Regions from separate parts of the Homo sapiens genome. Here region 1 is linked to region 2. Evidence: read pairs that join two places in POLR2A ChIA-PET (ENCODE). Cell type or tissue: OCI-LY7. All regions are shown on one strand.

Region 1 (5,000 bases), 84 kb after region 2:
AGGTGAAAAATCTCTACAGGGAGGACTACAACACTCTGCTGAAAGAAATCAGAGATAACACAAACCAATGGAAAAACATTCCATGGTCATGGATAGGAAGATTCAATATCGTTAAAATAGCCATACTCCCCAAAGCAATCTACAGATTCAATGTTATTCTTATTAAACTAATGTCGTTTTTCACAGACTAGTTTTTTTTTAAGAAAAAAAAAAAAACAACACCATTCTAAAATTCATATGGAACCAAAAACAAAGTCCCAATAGCTAAAGCAATCTTAAGCAAAAACAACCAAGCGAGAGGTATCATAGTACCTGACTTCAAACTACACTATAAGGCTACTGTATCCAAAACAGCATGGTACTGGTACAAAAACAGACACACAGACCAATGGAGCAGAAGAGAGAGCCCAGAAATAAAGCTGCACACCTACAACCATCTGATATTTGACAAAGTCGATAAAAACAAACAACGGGAAAAAGACTCCCTATTCAATAAACAGTGCTGGGATAATTGATTAGCTATATGCAGAAGAATGAAACCAGACCCTTACTTTTTACCATATAAAAAATTAATTCACAATGGATTAAAGACTTAAATATCAGACCTGAAACTATAACAATTCTAGAAAAAACCCTAGGAAATACCCTTCTTGACATTAGCCTAGGCAAATAATTTATGGCTAAGTCCTCAAAAGCAACTGCAACACAACCAAAAATTGATGATTGGGACCTAATTAAACTAAAGAGCTTTTGCACAGCAAAAGAAACTATCAACAGATTTAACTACCTACCTACAGAATGGGAGAAAATATTCTTAAACTATGTATCCAACAGAGGTCTAATATCCAGACTCTATATCGAACTTAAATCAACAAGCAAAAAACAACCCCATTTAAAAATGGGCAAAGGACATGAACGGACACTTCTCAAAAGAAGACATACAGGCAGCCAACAAACATGAAACAATCTCAACATCATTCATCATTAGAGAAATGCAAATCAAAACCACAACAAGATACCATCTCACAACAGCCAGAATGTCAACTACTAAAACGTCAAAATGTAACACATGCTGGTGAGGCTGTGGAGAAAAGGGAATACTTATACACTGTTAGTGGGAATGTAAATGGGTCCAGCTGTGGTGGAGAGCAGTTGATTTCTCAGAGAACTTAAAACAGAACTACCATTCGACCCAGCAATCCCATTACTGGGTATATACCCAAAGGAAAATAAATCATTCTACCACAAAGATACAGGTACTTGTATGTTTATCCAGCACTATTCACAATAGCAAAGACATGGAATCAACCTAGATGCCTACCAACAGTAGACTGGATAAAGAAAATGTGGTACATATATACCATTGAATACTATGCAGCCATAAAAATTATGAAATCATGTCCCTGCAGCAACATGGAGGCAGCTGAAGGCCATCATCCTAAGCGAATTAACACAGGAACAGAAAACCAAATACCGTATGTTCTCACTTGTAAGTGGAAGCTAATACTGAGTACACATGGACATAAAGATGGGAACAATGGACACTGGGGACTGCTGAAGTGGGTAGGGAGTGAGCACAGTGAGGGCTGAGGGACTGCCTGTTGGGTGTTGTGCTCACTGCCTGTGTGACAGGATCCTCCATACACCAAATCTCATCATCACCCAGTGTTCCCATGTGACAGACCTGCACGTGTACCCCCTGAATCAGAAAAGTTGAAATTATTTTTTTAAAAAAGAATTACTGTCTTGTATTAAGCCATAACTATGTTTTATAGGATATTATTTGGTCCAATAGCACTGCCAAATTATTCAGGAAGCTTTGCTAAAATGAGATGGTTATGGTATTACTTGTAGTTCATTTTTAAACACAGCATTAAACGTTTTCTTACCTTGTTACTGCACCAGAGAATATCCTTTCAATAATCCTGCTTGATGAAGCTAAATGTAGATAAAAAAAAAATTGCAAAGCTAGTTAGAAACATGCTCCATAAAGGCAATACTTTTCACAAATTTGCTTTTCACTAGCTACAAGCTAAACCGTAACCATCGTCCATGATGAGAATGTGAGTACATTTTTATTTACGCATAATTTTAATATAATTTTAAAAAATAACAGGCAAATGAATGTGGCTGACATCTGGGAAGTATTAATATAGTTGAATGCTAAGTTAGGTCTGAACATCCTGACAGCTAGGACAAAAATATATAGGATTTGTTTTGATCTTATCCAATGAGACCAATTTTCCTATAAACAAGACAAGTTTTATCCTTAAATTCAAGGGAGAACTGATTGTGTAAGCTCCTAAAACAATGTAAAATAAAACAAAACGAAGTTAAAACAATGGAGAATGCTTTCAAGTAGTTTTTTTAAAAGCTACTCAAACACACTACAAACATACTTTTCTTATATTCCCATTTTATAAAAGCCCAGGGTTTAACATGATATAACATAAGATTTTTAGAAATTCCATCAGGAAGTTTTATTCACATAGATAATCGTGGCTTAAGTTAGCATGTTGGTGAGAGAGAGAGAGAGAGAGAGAGAGAGAGAGAGAGAGAGAGAGAGAGAGAGAGACACGACTAGAGACCTGTTCTTTCATTTATTTATTTATTTTTGAGACAGAGTTTTGCTCCTGTTGCCCAGGCTGGAGTGCAATGGCGTGATCTCGGCTCACTGCAACCTCCGCCTCCCGGATTCAAGTGATTCTCCTGCCTCAGCTTCCCAAGTAGCTGGGATTACAGGCATGCGCCACCATACCTGGCTAATTTTTTTGTATTTTTATTAGCGATGGGGTTTCTCCATGTTGGGCAGGCTGGTCTTGAACTCACAACCTCAGGTGATCTGCCCACCTCAGCCTCCCAAAGTGCTAGGAATACAGGCGTGAGCCACCATGCCCAGCCTGTTCTTTAACAGATGCCCCAGGCAATGGCATGCACACTAAAATTTCAGGATCATCAATAAGGTCATTAGGGACTTAGCAGCTATCAGCATCGAATTCTTCTGCACATAGTTAGGTACAGTTAGCATAAAGGTAAATTGGTTTGGCCAAAGAAAGTTGGGAATATGTGTATTGGAACAGCCGTGCCTGGCCACACACCAAAGCTTATATAAAGACCTTCTATATTTTGCTGAACATTGGTTTATGGGGTTAATTTGTACTAGATAGAAAAAAAGAGGGCTATATAGGAAAGGCAAGGATATTTAATTGTAAAGCCAAAATCTTTTTTTAAAGGCATTTTTTAGCTTGGGAAGGTTTAGCTTCCTAAAATTGAAGATCATGTTATTCTATGTTGTCTCATTAGGGACAGTCTGGTGAGTGGATAATTATGGAGTATTCAGTGGCCCCTTCTCGCTCTGTCGCCCAGGCTGGAGTACAGTGGTGTGATCTCGGCTTACTGCAACCTCTGCCTCCTGGGTTCAAGCGGTTCTCCTGCCTCAGCCTCCCGAGTAGCTAGGATTACAGGCACGCACCACCACACCCGGCTAATTTTTGTATTTTTAGTAGAGATGGGGTTTCACCATGTTGTTCAGGCTGGTCTTGAACTCCTGACCTAGTAATCCACCTGCCTTGGCCTCCCAAAGTGCTGGGATTACAGGCGTGAGCCACCGCGCCTGGCCAACTTTATTTCTTAAATACGCAAAGCTCTATGAAACCTGACATCATATACAACAAACCTTTTTTTTTTTCTTTGAGACAGGGTCTCCCTGTCGCTCAGGCTGGAGTGTAGCAGCACCATCATGGCTCACTGCATCCTCAACTTCCCCAGGTTCAGGAGATCCTCCCATCTCAGCCTCCTGAGTAGCTGGGACTACAGGCATGTGCTACCACATCTGACTAATATTTGTATTTTTGTCATTTGAAAGACATTTTTTAATTTTTAATTTTTGTATTTTTTGTAGAGACAGGGTTTCACCATGTTGCCCAGGCTGGTCTCGAACTCTTGGGTTCAAGTGATCCACTCGCTTTGGCCTCCCAAAGTGCTGGTATTGCAGGCATGAGCCACTGCCCCCTGCCTGATGAGCCTTTTCTTAAGATGCATACCATTAGTAACAGCCATACCAAAAAACAAAAACAAAATTCAATGCATTTATTTAAGATTCATACTCTGCTATATCTAATAAGCTAAAGTATCATTTAAAAATCAACAGTGCCTGAGAAGGCATTTAAGGACAGAACAGGGACAATCTTATGAGAGAAGAATGAATCAATGTATCTTAGTGCTTAGTTAATATTAAATCAGGCCAGGTGTGGTGGATCATGCCTGTAATCCTAGCACTTTGGCAGGCCAAAGCGAGTGGATCACTTGAACCCAAGAGTTCGAGACCAGCCTGGGCAACAAGGCGAAACCCCATCTGTATTAGTCTGTTCTCACGCTGCTAATAACGACATACCTGAGACTGGGTAATTTATAAAGGAAAGAGGTTTAATGGACTCACAGTTCCACATGGCTGGGGAGGCCTCACAATCATGGTGGAAGGCAAAGGAGAAGCAAAGGCACATCTTACATGGCAGCAGGGGTGTGTGTGGGGGAACTCCCCTTTCTAAAACCATGAGCTCTCATGAGACTTACTCACTATCATGAGAGCAGCACAGGAAAGACCCGCCCCCATGACTCAATTAACTCCTACCTGGTCCCTCCCATTTCACTTGGGGATTATGGGAGCTACAATTCAATAAGAGATTTGGGTGGGGACACAGCCAAACCATATTGTTCCAACCATGGCTCCTCCCATATCTCAGATCCCCACACTTCAAAACCAATCATGCCTTCGCAACAGTCCCCCCAAAGTCTTAACTCATTTTAGCATTAACTCAAAAGTCCACAGTCCAAAGTCTCATCTGAGACAACCCAACTTCCTTCCACCTATGAGCCTGTAAAATCAAAAGCAAGTTAGTTACTTCCTAGATACAACAGGGATACAGGCATTGGGTAAATACACCTGTTCCAAATGGGAGAAATCAGTCAAAACAAAGGGGCTACAGGCCCGATGCAAGTCT
Region 2 (5,000 bases):
AAAGATCATATGGTGGCAGTGTGGAAGATGAATTGATTAGGTAAGGCACGGAGATAAGCTAGAAAACTCGAAATTCGGGGTGAACAATGATGAAGGTTGAACTAAGGCAGTAGTAGTCATGCAAATAAAACCTGAAGGGGTGGAATTGGCAGATTTTTATAAACTACATGCAGGGAGAACAATTGGATATGGAATGGAGGTGAAGAGTCTGGGTGGTTTCAAGGTATTTAGTTTGTGAATGAATGATAGTGTCAGTACCAAGAGAATAAGGGATGCAGGAGGAAGACCAGGCTTTTAGGTGGGGATTTATGGGAGATAAAATTTATATTTGCTCATGTTAAGCTTGAATTACCTGTGGGTTGGCAAAAGAGAGATGAGATTCCTAGTAGGCACTTCGATATTGGGTCTGAAGTTCAGGGGAGAAAGATTTGAGTTGGAGATACAGATTCAGAAGTCACCAGTTTATGAACAGTAGTTAAAACAGCTTTATGGGCAATCACTCTAGAAAGAAGTATGTTCCACCTTCTTTTGTTTGTTTGTTTGTTTATTTTGAGACAAAGTCTTGCTCTGTCGCCCAGGCTGGAGTGCAGTGGCGTGATCTCAGCTCACTGCAACCTCTGCTTTCTGGGTTCAAGCGATTTTTGTGCCTCAGCCTCCCAAGTAGCTGGGATTACAGGCGCACACCACCATGCCTGGCTGGTTTTGTATTTTTAGTAGAGGTAGGGTTTCGCCATGTTGGACAGTCAGGTCTTGAACTCCTGACCTCAAGTGATCCTCTTGCCTTGGCCTCCCAAAGTACTGGGATTACAGGTGTGAGCCACTGTGCCCGGCCCCGTAGGTCAGTTTTAAAGTTTGTATGGTGTCATGTCTGTTTCAAAAGGGGAAAAGATTAATGATCCTCATAAGATTCTGAACAACAATTTGTACTTTTTTTTTTATTAGCTCTTGAACTGAAGACGTACACATTTGTATAGTCAGATTCTCAAAGGGGTCTGTGTCAGTAAGGATTACTAAGGATTACTGAAAGGGAGTAAGGAGAGTAGATCCTATTAAGGAAACATGGGAAATACTAAAATTAATGAGGGGACAGAAGAGGATGTAGAGGAGATGACGGAGACAGTGTTAGGGGAGAAAGGAGGAGAGCATTTCAAGGGAAGAATAATGAACCAGAAGTGCCCACTACATTTGGGATTAGCAATTTTTGCCTTTCATTAGAAGACACATTCTGGTGAGAAGCTTCTGCATAGGGAATAACTGGATGGGGAGTTGCTATAGGAAGGAAGGTTGAAGGTGGAAGTGAGAGAGAGGGTATAAATAACATTAGGTATAGGTAACTGGGTGGGGGGAGTATGGGAGGTATGTGAGCCAAAGCATTGGAGGGAGAGGAGGATTTACGTAGGAGGGAAGAAGAAAAGGGTACTGTATGTGTGTATGTGTTGTCGGGGAGTGAGTATGAGTATGATGAGAGGTGGAGAGAGGGAGAATACTTAAATATGTAAACCTTCTGGTAAATTTGGAAGCATGAAAAAATTGACATAAGTAGAAATATTCAAGCTTTCATTGGACTTTATTTTGTCACGTTTATAGAAAATTTCAATATACAGGCCAGGTGCGGTGGCTCACGCCTGTAATCCCAGCCCTTTGGGAGGCCAAGGTGGGTGGATCGCTTGAGCCAGGAGTTGTGGTCCCACCTACGCAGAAGGCTGAGTTAGGAGGATTGCTTGAGCCCCAGGAGGTTGAGGCTACGATGAGCCATGACACTGCACTTCATCCTAAGCGACTGGGCAACAGAGTGGGACCCTGTCTCCAAAAAAAAGAAAAAGTTTCAACATACAAAGTAGAATAAAACTCTCACATACATACCTGTTACCTCAACATGATACCTAGTGAAAATTAATTATACCCAAATGCAAGGCTTTTGATACACCCTTTATAGACCTGGCCATACGTCTTGGAATCATCAAATTTTACAGCTGTGAAAAGAACCTAGATATTTAGTTAATAGCTTTAAGAAACTGAGGGCCAAATCACTTAGGAGCACACTATTAATATATATGACATTGTTTTACTCAAAATTTGTCAGACTTGGACAGTTACAGAATTACTGATTGTAGTGGATGCCATGATGTAATACCCAAATCCCCACTTAAGGCTTAAAGAAATTCATTCTTTTAGCTAGTGGGTGTGCTGCTGAGGCTGTGAGACCTGTCTGGGAATCATCCTTGGCTGAAGAGAGCAACTCATTCATGGTCACATGCTTTCGTTGTGAGTAGTGTGCCTCCAGGTTCTGGTTCATTAAAGTACCTGGCTCCTTGGGCCCAGCATAGGACAACCCTAAGGAGTCATTCAGCTTTAGAGTTTCTTTTGGGTCATCTGAGGCCTTTTTTGTGAGTTCATCCCAGCCACTTCCTTCCTTCCTTTACAAATGATAATCCTGAGAGAAGCTCTTCATAAGTTTTCTGCACACTAACCTGTCCTAAGAGTTTGCATGCCTAGGAATCTGACTTGTAACAGTGACTAACTTTACACTTCCTTTTGATTTGAAACAGCAATGACTTGCTAAATTTTTAAAGATTTAACATGTCTCATTTTCTCATGTTTGTGAGACATACCCAGGTAAATGTTGAGTAATAATATAATGAAAGAAAATGATTACTTTTACAATGCCAAACATACAGAAAACATTCATCATTAGGACATGTTTCGGGATGGAACAGAAAGTAGAATACTTTCTCAAACATATTGAACAAATCTTGGCATATAATTGGCCTCTTTTCCCTCCCATCATTGTTAGGGTTCTGCTACCTCATTTTTACCTCCTTTTATAAATTAAAAAGGTATCCCCCTGCCAGTTTGAGATCAGGCTTGTATTCTTTTTTGGCCTGATTGGAGTTATTTAAAAATATGGACAGGCTGGGCACAGTGGCTCACGCCTGTAATCCCAGCACTTTGGGAGGCTGAGGTGGGCGGATCACGAAGTCAAGAGATCGAGACCATCCTGGCCAACATAGTGAATGTCTCTACTAAAAATACAAAAATTAGCTGGGCATGGTGACGCACGCCTGTAGTCCCAGCTACTCGGGAGGCTGAGGCAGGAGAATCGCTTGAACCCAGGAGGCAGCAGTGAGCCGAGATCACGCCACTGCACTCCAGCCTGGCGACAGAGCGAGACTCCCATCTCAAAAAAAAAAAAAAAAAAAAAAAAGGACAGAGTTTTTTTTCCTTTTGGTCATCCTGTAGAAAATGGAAAGCTGTGAAGTATATTTGAAACAAATATGGTTGGATTGAGTCTTTATGGAAAGGTCTTGTACTTCAGTCACACAGTAGAATGACTATAGTTAACAATGGTTTTTTTTTTTTGAGAGGGATTTTTGCTCTTGTCTCCCAGGCTGGAGTGCAGTAGTGTGATGTCGGCTCACTGTAGCTTCTGCCTCCTGGGCTCAAATGATTCTCCTGCCTCAGCCTCCTGAGTAGATGGGATTACAGGCATGCACCACCACGCCCAGCTAATTTTTGTATATATATATATTTTTAAGTAGAGACGGGGTTTCACCATGTTGGCCAGGCTGGTCGTGAACCCCTGACCTCAGGTGATCTGCCTGCCTCAGCCTCCCAAAGTGCTGGGATTATAGACATGAGCCACCGCCCCGCTGATTTTTTTTTTTTTAATGGAGTCTCTCTGTCGCCCAGGCTGGAGTGCAGTGGCGCGATCCTGGATCACTGCATCTTTCACCTCCTGGGCTCAAATGATTTGTGCCTCAGCCCGAGTAACTGGGATTACAGGCATCTGCCACCACACCTGGCTACTTTTTTATTTTTAGTAGAGATGAGGTTTTACCATGTTGACCAGGCTGGTCTTGAACTCCTGACCTCAAGTGATCAATCCACCTTGGCCTCCCAAAGTGCTGGAGCGTGCCTGGCCAGTTAACCATGATTTATTGTATATTTCAAAACACGTAGAGGCTGGGTGCGGTGGCTCACGCCTGTAATCCCAGCACTTTGGGAGGCCGAGGCAGGTGGATCACCTGAGGTCAGGAGGAGTTCAAGACCACCCTGGCCAACATGGTGAAACCCCGTCTCTACTAAAAATACAAAATATTAGCTGGGCGTGGTGGTGTGCACCTGTAATCCCAGTTACTCAGGAGGTTGAGGCAGGAGAATTGCTTGAACCAGGGAGGCAGAGGTTGCAGTGAGCCCAGATTATGCCACTCCACTGCAGCCTAGGTGACAGAGTGAGACTGCGTCTCAAAAAAAACACAAAAAACAAACAACCCACCAAAACCAATAATAGGAGTGGATTTGGAATGTTCCCAACACAAGGAAATGATAAATGTTTGAGGTGATGGATATTCCAGTTAGCCTCATTTGATTGTTACAGGTTATATGCTTGTCAGAATATCACGTGTACCCCCATACATATGCACAAAAATTATGTACCCGTAACCATTTAAAAAATAAGCACCCCCCCCCCCCCCCCCCCCCGCCAAAACAACAACAACAAAAACAAGCCATGCCCCCATGGTACAGGAAAGATTTGCCTGGCAGAATCCAAGACTACATTCCTGTACAAAATAGTGGAAGATTTTCTGTTTGCAGCGTTTCAGAGTGCCTTTCCAAGATAAAGTGCGCCTCTTGTCATCCATTAAAAATGTTTTGTCATTGCTTAAGTTACCATCCTGTCTTTTGATCAAGAGCCTCACAGCCGTGTGATATGGCTGGCAACAAAATGCTTTTTGCTGTTAATAAAGGTTTTCTTTTTTTTCTTCTGTATTTTCTTCTGTATATATGATTGTAGCTATGCTTAGATGATCAGTAAAGTTATCTGGGCCATTTGGAAAGCAGTGGCTGTCAAAAAGGGTGTTATCTCATTGAACAGTAATTGCTGAGGAAATTGGTTTTAGAATTAGTGAACCTGGAAAACTTAATATTTAAAAACTTTGGTGAGTTTTTTTTTTTTATTATTATACTCAAGTTCTGGGATACATGTGCAGAACGTGCAG

Evidence for each region. Peaks named below come from ENCODE experiments on the same cell type or tissue, not always from the same donor. Only the 100,000 strongest peaks of a DNase experiment are listed, where the experiment ranks them.
Region 1: POLR2A ChIA-PET joins it to region 2 with 6 read pairs; 4 of 35 experiments call an interaction of 5 or more read pairs at or near these places.

Annotation. Positions count from the first base shown.
Region 1 is chr3:136,084,821-136,089,820 of GRCh38, reverse strand. It overlaps PPP2R3A (protein phosphatase 2 regulatory subunit B''alpha), which reads right to left. Exons shown (of 14, transcript NM_002718.5): 9 at 1,890-1,938. Among named protein-coding and RNA genes, the nearest start is that of MSL2, 110 kb to the left of the region's middle. In OCI-LY7, no CTCF peak of the experiment used is centred here; no DNase peak of the experiment used is centred here.
Region 2 is chr3:136,168,714-136,173,713 of GRCh38, reverse strand. All of the region lies in intron 1 of MSL2 (MSL complex subunit 2), which reads left to right. Among named protein-coding and RNA genes, the nearest start is that of MSL2, 25 kb to the left of the region's middle. In OCI-LY7, no CTCF peak of the experiment used is centred here; no DNase peak of the experiment used is centred here; H3K27ac peaks cover 593 bases.